Regions from separate parts of the Homo sapiens genome. Here region 2 is linked to region 1. A link is a contact called in ENCODE Hi-C data. All regions are on one chromosome and are shown on one strand. The core of a region is the stretch at or near the end of the contact, and the rest is flanking DNA. Distances in the headings are between cores, read along the strand shown. Region 1 has its middle 13 kb from the start of TFB1M. Region 2 overlaps TMEM242 (transmembrane protein 242).

Evidence for each region. Hi-C counts contacts between places; a loop is a spot of excess contacts on that map. Pooled maps may share reads with other maps.
Region 2: a pooled map of heart left ventricle shows a loop between it and region 1 (2.7-fold over the local background). The contact joins two enhancer-like sites. A Hi-C loop is called at or near these places in 7 of 50 pooled maps.

What each region holds. Positions count from the first base shown.
Region 1 is chr6:155,325,368-155,330,443 of GRCh38, reverse strand. No RefSeq gene overlaps it. Among named protein-coding and RNA genes, the nearest start is that of TFB1M, 13 kb to the right of the region's middle. Within about 2 kb of position 1,528, at least 2 of the 41 ENCODE cell types and tissues checked have a DNase peak (open chromatin) inside an H3K27ac peak, as active enhancers do.
Region 2 is chr6:157,303,529-157,308,797 of GRCh38, reverse strand. The region is part of intron 3 of TMEM242 (transmembrane protein 242); the gene reads left to right. Among named protein-coding and RNA genes, the nearest start is that of TMEM242, 17 kb to the left of the region's middle. Within about 2 kb of position 3,322, at least 14 of the 41 ENCODE cell types and tissues checked have a DNase peak (open chromatin) inside an H3K27ac peak, as active enhancers do.

The DNA of each region.
Region 1 (5,076 bases), core at 279-2,778:
CCTCTCCTTCTCCAGTCATCTCCTCTATACAGCAGACCTGCCTGCTGATTCTCAGATACTCCCAGCTCCCTCCTACACCAGGGCCTTTGCACATGCTTTCTCTTTGGACTACCTAACACCCACGTATCTTTCATTACTCAGCCTCACCATCAGAACCTCCAGGTACGCGCTCCCTGACCTTGGCCTTTCCTTCATATCTCTCCTCACGTCTACTGGCCCAAGGGCAGATCTGGTCATTCTGTGCTAGCTTCTCCTATACTGCATGTTTTGTTTTTTCCTTCAGAGACTTTATTACAGGTTGTAATTATACATTGATATATGGTTATTATTGGTTAATGTCTGTCTTCTGCCGTGGACTATAAGCTACATGTGGGGACTATAAGCTTGTTCAATAGCACACAGAACTATGTAGCTATGAGCAAATTACTTAAACTTTCCCAAAAAAAAAAAAAAACAGTGTGGGGGAACAATACTGCCTCAAAGGTTTTTGGCAGGCTTAATCAGCTATGTAAAGCACTAAACAGAATAGGCTCATTTACTCGATACATGGTAGCTATTCCTGCTGTTATTCCCTACAATATGCTGTGGGCCGTCAGAATTTGTCCTCATTTTAAAATTGTTTCTAGTCTCGTAAAAAGGGAAAACATTCACACAAATAATTAAAACACTATAGGATAAGAGTCTATCACACTAGCCAACAGGAGGCCTGACCTAACAGGCTTTGGCCTTCGCAAATGTGAAGTCGCCGACATTCAGGATACCTTCTATCATCTCTCCTTTAGGGACCATCAGGATCCTGCTGCTTGGATCACAAGCATGGCATTATCAAGAGATTGGCTCAAACACCATCTCCTCAGTGTAGACCTTCGTGATGCTGCCAAGAAGAATTAACACCTTTTTCATCCCATGTCCTCCAGCAGTGTGTGTCTGTGTGTGTCCCTATTAAGAAATTGAAGTTCCTCAAAGGCAAGAATCATGTTTTTCATTTCTATATTCCTAACCAAATCAACTACAATAAATGCCCAAATAAGTTTCATTGAATGAATGAATGAATGAATGAATGAATGAAAAGGAAATTAAAATTACACACACAACAGTGGATATGTAGAAAAGACAAGCACAGCAAGAGCAACTAGGCTGCCCAGGGAGGCAGTATGCAAGTCCAGAACCTAGCTTATGTTCAGAGGGCTTTCAAAAGACAGATCAAAGGAAGTGGAGCCTGGGCAAGAGGCAGCCCTAGTCTGTTTACTCTTCAGTCACTTTGTAACTTACCTGCTGCCCCCACCCCAGGTCTGCTTTGACATGAGATCTTTAAATGTTGAGGTGGGAAGGGGGGAATCGCTTAACTGCTATCTGATTCTTCATCTGTAAAATAAAGCTACTGACACTGACCTTCCTCATAGAGCTATTGTGTGGGATAATTAATTAATAATTGCAGAATCCTTTAAGAGTATAAAGTGCAACATAAATGCTAAGCATAATTTCCACACAGTCTCTGCTGGCTCTTCTCAAGCACATTCCGGCGGCCTCGGGGTCTTTGATCTGCTGTTATCACCTGCAATAGAGCAAACAATGCCTTTGTATCATTAAGCAAATACATAATGAATGGTATTCATTGTTAAAGGTTACTTAGCAATATAACTTTTTTTTTGCCTTTTGAATGGGAACATCCACCGGTGAGAGGATTACGTAAGCTAATAGCTAATGTATCAAAGGAAAGGAGAGAAAAGAAACAGCCATGGCAACCAGAGCAATAGGGCCCAGGCTTTGGCCCTCAGAAGAAACCTGTATCCACCTAGCAAAAGGAGGATAAGGACTAACTGGGAGAAAACCAGAGGGGATGGTGAACAGAAAAGTCAACAACAGGAAATGGCAGACTGTGGCCTAGTCATCCTCTGGCTGTCAGATCTCGGCTTATTGCATGAGACATAATCTGCCATCTTCAGGAGTGTGAACCTGGTCCTCTTCGAGTCTCTGGGTTCTTCCCTTCATGCCGAGTGGTGCTTTGGTGGGAAAATTGTGTTTTTCTTTGAATATAACCTTTTCTAGAGATAGAGGTGGGCGGCACTATGATCAGAGAACCTTTATCCTCTGCATTCCTCCCAATGCTCGGCTCTTCCCCGAGAAATGGCCCTCAACCCAATGCAGGGGCAATGGCTAGCCCCAGGAACAATCATCCCAAGATTCTCAAGGTAAGTGAGACAGACCACCTCCTCCCATAAAATGCAAAAAAGCTCACAACTTGTTCATTGGCTCACTTGATTTAATATCAAAAGATTGGAACAGTGTTACAATTCCCTTAAGTGTTCCTTTGAGATTTAAACAAAAGAAATAACAAATGTTTACTGATTTGGTTTGGATTGTTCAAGTTTAGACTTCAGTACTCTAGCACAGTCTTAAGGTATTTGGTAATTCTACAAGTTTAATTTTTAAATGTTAGAGTTAACTTTTATGTCATGTTTTTCAAAAACTATGTGAATTTACAATGTACTCCTCTCCCTATATTCCTTTAAATAATACCCAAAACACAACTCTCATATACCCCTCTATGTTTTACTGCCTTGGCTACAGGGATTTTATGTCTCTTATTTGGCATTGCTGTTTATTGTCACTTCCCCCATAATTCTGGTTTTTGCTGCCCTGTTTTTTTATCCTTTTGAAAGTCTTTCTTCACTATGCTAAGTCAAACTTTGAAACTCTTGGTAAATGCCATAAAATTTTTCTTAACATGGAACAAGATCGCCACCCAGTGGCCATGCTGAGCTTCACTCTATGCATTTTTCCAGATTTTTCCCCTCACACTTTTATTTATCTGGACTGCAGAACAGAGGTGTCCTTAAAGAATAGCCCAGCCCCTTCATTTTTCTGAGGAGAAAACTGAAGGTCAGAAAGGTTAACATTTGGTCAAGTCCACAATACCACAATAAGACCCATGCCTTAGGCCAGGCTTCAGTCCTCATGTTTTCAAGGACTACCTCAGAACTGGAGGTGACCTTCAGGATCAGCCAATCCAAGCCCTCTAACATACAGATGAGGACACTGAGGCACAGAGAAGAAAAATGGCTTCTCAAGATTTATGGAGCTGACTAAATGGGACAAAATTAACACTTAGCCTGATGTTCATTCTCCTACTTAGACCAATCTCATTTTAAATATTTTATTTTCCCCCTTGGATTATCATAATTCCAGCCTTTAATAGGTGACCATAGTAGATGAGCATAAAATGGTCAGCCCTTGCCTTCCTCAAAATGAATAAAGTTATGTAATGGGAACCGTCAGAAAGGTAAAATTCATTCTCATTAATGAACTGTTCATTGTTGGTATATCCAAAAATATTTCACCACTTTTGTTTATACTTAGGAGGTGATAGATTTAATTAAAGGCAATTAGAAATTCTAACTATGCCTTCTTTCAGTTTAAAGAGAATACTTGGCCAGGCTTGGTGGCTCACGCCTGTAATCCCAGTACTTTGGGAGGCCGAGGCAGGCGGATCACGAGGTCAGGAGATCGAGACCATCCTGGATAACATGGTGAAACCCCGTCTCTACTGAAAATACAAAAAATTAGCCGGGCATGGTGGCGGGCACCTGTAGTCCCAGCTACTCAGGAGGCTGAGGCAGGAGAATGGCGTGAACCCGGGAGGCGGAGCTTGCAGTGAGCCGAGGTCGCGCCACTGCACTCCAGCTTGGGCGACAGAGGGAGACTCCGTCTCAAAAAAAAAAAAAAAAAAGAATACTCATCTCTGGTTCAAAATGTCTTGATTCTAGAATTTCAGTACTTGGATTTGAACACTTCCTCTGGCAAGTTAGGGATGACTTCACATTGTCCACTAACTTCAAAATCCTCTTTATGGCATGAGAAAGATCCACAACATTGAAGAGTCCTTATCACTCTAAATAATTCTGAGTTCCTAAACTCAGGTGAATAAGATTCACAGAGGGTAGCGGATGCTGCCTGGCTTTGCCCCACCCCAGATCCGTATGGTCCTCCTGAGTTCATCTGCAGCTGTGATCCAGGCAAACTGACAGCTCCCCACCTCCCCTGCTGTCTTCCATGCCTGGGGGCTTTGGAGCCTCCCCAGCTTCTGGTGGGACAATGCTGAGTTGGGCTGCACACGGTTTTTCAAAAGATCCCCTGGGATTGAGCCCCAGTTGCCCTGGAGCCCTAACATGAAACTACTCCCTAACCCCTGGAATTGGCCTTTCTCCTTTTCCCATGGCATTTTCCCGACTTCCTCACTTGTGCTTCCTGGGATTACCTCTCCAGGAGGGGCAATTAAACAAACAACCTGCATCCACACCCTTGCCTCAGGGCCTGATTTTCAGGGAATACAAACAACTGACTCTGCATTGTAGAGAAGCCCTGTTTTGCCTTGATGACACATCTAGTCTCTAATAATGGTGTCCCAAGAGGTTGTTCAGTCTGGCCTTTCTCCCTGTATACAAGCAGATTAACTAGGAAGCATGAGAAGTTGAAATGTCAGGGCCTATCACTCGAACAAGCCATTTTCAAGCCTTGGGAAGGGCTCTAGAAATCTACTCACATGGTATATGTTTTTGTAAAATTTACAAAGGCAAGACATTTTAACCCTAGTCAGTCAAGACCACTGTCTCTTTTCAGGTTGTATTCTGGTGACGGAGAGTACTTTGGGAATCTAGCTAAAGGGGAAATTGAGTTAGAAATACACATTTTAACTGAAATTTGGCAAGATGTTTCAGAACATTTCAGTAAAATAAATGTAAAATTACAGACTCCTGTTGGGAGAATATGGAGTGTTCTTTCTGCTATCTTTAAATCAAGTATTTAAAGAACTGAGAGAAAATGTCAATAAAAAAGTAATAGAGTAAGACACAAAAGCAACAGAGTGAGCAATAAAATCAATAGAAATTATTTCAATATCAAGAAGTAAATTGCAACAAAAACATTCAGCATATCAAATGCAGTCAGAAGAATAGAGTAAAAATAATGATAGGCTTATGGATTATTTGATAACACAATTAATAAACACAAGTGAGTCATGTGAATACACTGGAAAAAATTAAATACCCCAATTTTTTGACACCAAATATTGATATC
Region 2 (5,269 bases), core at 2,073-4,572, 2.0 Mb before region 1:
ATTTTTGCCAATCTGATTGATAGAAAGTAATCCACCCCCACCCCCAACTCTCTTTCTTCCTGTATCTCTCCTGAGTCCCTGCTGCTAGAAAGGCTTTTATGGAAGTGATTTCTGATTGGCATCTTGCACAGCTTTCCAGGGCCCCGTCTTGCCTCCTCTTCTGCTGATAGACATTGCTGCTTTTTCAAGAGCCCAGACCTCCTTTTCTTTAAAAAACAAAAAGTAAAACATGTAAATAAAACAGATATATTTTAAATATGTCTCTATAAATGGACATTGTGCTTTCCTATTACAAGAGAATCTTTAAGGGAAGTAATATTGTATCTTTCCTCTAGGACAGTATTGGATGTACTCTGATAATATTTATTTTCTCCAGTTCTTTTTTGTAGCTGCTCCTAGGTATAATTTTTATGATAATATTTAGGCTCACTTCTTAGTAACCTTATGACCAACTGGAGGGCCTTAGCTAATAATTACAATCAAATTTCTTTTGGCTCCTTGCTAATTTAAGTTTCACTGGTAGTTTGGTGTTTCTCTTATCAGTACGTTTATTCCTGCATTATTTTTACCTATTCACCTCAAATGAAGCAGCGTTGTAGAGTGACTGCTAGAACCCCATATGTAAATAGTAAAACTGTGAAAAAGCTTAGAAATGTTTAACTTTGATGATCTCTAAGGAGGGAAATAGACTTTAAGGGCTATGTACTTTCATTGGCTTAGATCAAACATTAAAAACAAAACTGAGTCTCCTGGCCAATTGTTTAATGGCAGCCACTTCTGAGGGATCTGCAGGGGAAGTGTGAGAAGCGGCTGAAACATTTCCCTCTGCCTCCTTGCCTAATCTAATTTCAGTGCTTCCAGAGATCTCTACCAGCTTCTGCCCCCAGGAAGCAAGCCTCAATTTCTTATTTTGATTACCATACGTCAGCATATTCGGCCTCGTTTCCACTTCTTCATAGTGCTCACTAGAACCTCAGAACAGTCATCACGATCCTGCAGAGGTAGTTCCATGTGTCACACTCTTGGGCCTTCAAACAGCTTGAGGACTGGGGAATATTTTCCTGGAATCATTTTTAAATGAATTGGAAGTAGCACTGCACATCAGTGAATAGGTTCAAGTCAGAGGTGACAAGAACATCTCTATAACTCTTCTTCCCCATTCCACTGCAGCTCTAATAGGTTTAACATCGTAGTGGACAGAGGCACTTGATGCATATGTGGACAAGCAGTTTGGTGACAGAGAACCCGAATCACAGGGACTTGCTCAGTTTAAGATGGGAGATAATGACCAATGTACTTTTTTAAAAAGTCAAGCAGGGGAATCCGCTGTTTTGGCATATTTCCAAAATAGCTCTTTCAAACCCACCTGTTTCCTTGTATAAGTAAAATAGCACCCCAAGCATTTTATCAAGTGGGAACGTGCGACAAGGACTGGGACAAATCAGCTCTGCCATAAAAGCTTTTTTGTTCTGAGGCTTGACACAGATCAGACTTCATCACCTCGATAATATTCCCAGCCGTATCCCACAGGAGGAAGGCAGCCTAGATTTCACTTGGGTTTTCTTTTTCTTTGTCCTTAATTCTTAGACTGAGCCTAGAAAATTGGGCACACATGAGCAGATCTCTCTAAATAAAGCATTGTGGACTGGAGACCTGATATCATTTGCTTCCCCCTCAAGCTCCGTTTTAAAAGTTACTTATGATTGATTAGTCACTTACAAATATCTAAAACTGTGGGACAGTATTACACTAATATATAGTTGATATGTACAGTTTGTAAGTATTCACTTACCGGTATATCAGAAAATGATGTTCTCTCAAATGGATTTTTCTACCTGAAATGTTTCTAACAATTTTAAGAAATCATTTTCTAATGTGCTATATATTTTTCCACTATGTAAATTGTGCTGAACATAACTTATCATGTAACTTTTTCTTGGTGACTCAGATCTATCATTTATTGTTTGCTTCTTATACTGACAGATTCTAGGCTTTTATAGTTCTTCCTTTATTCTTTTTATGAGTTTTCTCGATTCCAGTTTGGCTGTTGTAACTTCCGACTGTCCCACTTACTTGTGAAATAGTGCTGCTTTATTTTACCCAGTTATGCTTAAGGTGCTTTTTTTCCTCCCCTCATCTCTTCTCCTTCACAGGTTCCAGCCACTCTGATGCCTTCATTTACACCCTGAGCTCTAGGCTCATGGGCCCAGTTGACTGGACACAGGTGCTTGGGTGTCCTGCAGGCATCCCGTGTGTCCCTCAGTGAACTGTCATTTGTCCCCAACTACAACCTACTCCTGAGTCATTCTCCCCGTGAATAGCAGCATCACCCACAAAGCTGCCCAGACAGAAAAGCCAGGTGGCCATTCCTGACCACACTGTGTCTCACCCCTGCATCTAATCAGTCACCACATCTTGCTTTTCCCTGACCCCCACAGCCACTATAGTTGATGGCACCTTCTTGCTCCAAGATGATTCGGACAGCTGTCTCTGTTCTCCCTGCCTCCCGCCTTGCCTCTCTGCAGCCCTTTCTCTGCCCTTCTGCCAGAGCACTCTGGCCTTCACCTTCTCTGGACTTAACACGCACACTGCCTTTCTTCCTGTTACCAGAGATAAAAGGTCCATGCTGCTGCCAGAGGCCCACCCTGCCTTTTGGGCATTAGATCCTGCCCCTCGTCATCTACAAGGGACCTTGCTCCCATCGTTATCCTCAGCCTTAGCTGATTGTGACATGTTCCTTCTCTGCTGTGGTGTGTACAGACATGCTCTAGTTTCTCCCACCTCTAGAGGTTCTCTCTAGATATTCCTTAGCCTCCTCCAGCTACCAGCCCATTTATCTGCTCCCCTTTACACAAAAAGCTTCCCGAAAGAGTTGTCTGTGGTCACTGCCTCCACTTCCTCCCCTTCCTGCTCTCAGTCCAGCTCCTTGCCCCAGCGCTGCACTGGAACTGCTATTAAGGTTGCCAGTGCCCTCCTTGTTGCCAGATCTTACTTTATCCTCTGTTACTTGCCCTCCCAGCAACATTTGGGCACAATGGAGCCCCCCCTCCATCCTGAAACACTGTGGCTTCTGAGCTACCTTCCACCTCACTGGACATTTTGCCTGTCTCTTGTGCCAACCCCTCCCCTGGCCAGCCTCTTAACATCAGTGTCCAGTAGCTCCTACTTAAACTCTTCTGTCCTCCATCTATCCTCCGCCCCTTGGCTCTTTCGTCCAGTCCCTGCCACTTTAAAACAAACAGTACTATCTGATGCCGTCCAGATACATAGCCCCAGCCCTGACCTTCAGATCGGCGTCTCTGCTTCATATTGTGTGCCCTCACAATATGACACGCCCTCATAGGCGTGTCACATGACCCATGTCCCAACTAGAGCACTTGATTTCCTCACTTTATTCCCAACTTGCTCCTCCCTTGGTCTTCCCCATTCCGTAAATGCCACCGTCATCTCATCCTTCCACTTCAAACCAAAAACCCCAGTGAGAATCCTCTTAGATTCTCTCATTTCCCTTGGTTCCCTTCATCTGATGCATGCAAGTCCTGCTTGTCAGCTCTGCCGCTGAACACCGCCTGCCTCCTTCATCTCTCCACATCCATTCCTCTGTTGCCTAGTGTTTTAAGAGTTTCCTGTCCAGTTTCCCGGCCTCTTCCTTATTCCTTCTAGAATTTTTTCTCCACACAGCAGCCAGAGATATTTTAAAAATGTGAGTCAGATCATGCTACTTCCTTATTTAAAACCCTTCAGTGGCTTCCTGTTGAAGAAGGTTTACATGATGTAGCCCCACCAACCTCACTGACCTCATCTTGAGCCACCACAATTGCCCACCTCACCTCTTCCCACTGCACTCCAGCCCTGCCAGCATTCTTATTCCTTCAACACACAGGGCTGTTCCTGCCTAGGGCCTTTACTCTAGCTTTGCCCAGGAAACTCCTTCCCCAGGTCCTTGCATCGCTGGCTGTTTGCTGCTATCCAGGGTTTCAACTCAAACTTAATTTACCTCCTCAGAGCAGCTTCTCCAGATGTCTTCATTCCCACCACCCAGTTACTCTCTGAAATTATCCTATTTTCTTTTCTTTGTAACGCCTATTGCAAAACGAGATGATATTGACCATTGTCTTGTTTTATCAGTCTTCACAAAAAGAATGTAGATTCTGAGGGTAGAGACCTCCTTTATCTTGGTCATTGTTATATCCTCGCACCTGTAACACTGCCTAATGCATTGTAGGTGTTTAGTAAGTATTTATTGAATGCAATCTGATCACATCACTTCTACCATTTCATTTCAGTGGCACTCTCTCTCTCTCTCTTTTTTTTTTTTTTTTTTTTTTTTTTTTTGACAGAGTCTCACTCTGTCACCCAGGCTGGAGTTCAGTGGCACAATCTTGGCTCACTGAAACCTCTGCCTCTTGGGTTCAAGCAATTTTCCTGCCTCAGCCTCCCAAGTAGCTGGACTACAGGCATGCACCACCATGCCCGACTGATTTTTGTATTTTTTGTAGAGACGGGCTTTCACCATGTTGACCAGGCTGGTGTGGAATGCCTGACCTCAAGTGATCCACCTGCCTCGGCCTCCTGAAGTGCTTGGATCACAGGTGCGAGTCACTGCGCCCAGGCTAATGAATTTTAATTTCTTTGCTTTCCATGTTTTATGCCACATTATAAGTTTTCCTTTTTAATGATTAACACAAGTGGCTCTTTTATATTGCATCAGAAATTATGTATAAGATGCTGCTTTCAAAGAACAAAAATGTGATTGGGGTTATTTATTAGAAGAGCTTGCCAATTCATTTCATATTTAAATACCGTAAACAGGAAGTTGATCCCAGCATTGCTCTTTGAATTGACTTTTTGCCTTTATTCTATTCTTTGTGGCCCTCTATTTGTCTTTCCTCCAGTTTTCCCAGTGTTGCTGACAAAGTAAAATATTTTCATGTGCTGGGATTTGCAGAGACCCCCCCCTCCCCCCGCCACCATGAGAATTACTGAGCAATAGAATTAGAGCCCACTAATTTATTTTAAAACTACAATTTGCATTCTATGATTTTTCAAATCACAAAGAAGACTTTCAAAATAATTGTGTTCATGCTGGTGAGTTTATGGCCTATTTCAGATCAGCTTGTAATAATTAACACTGCTTTCATTTTATCCCTTTCCCCTAAACCAAGGGTTCTGTGTGCTGATTATTTTTTTAAAGCTTTCCAAAGAACAGAACATTTTAAATAACTTTAAAGGATAAAAATAGTTTCTCTGCCACTGCATATTTGTTTTA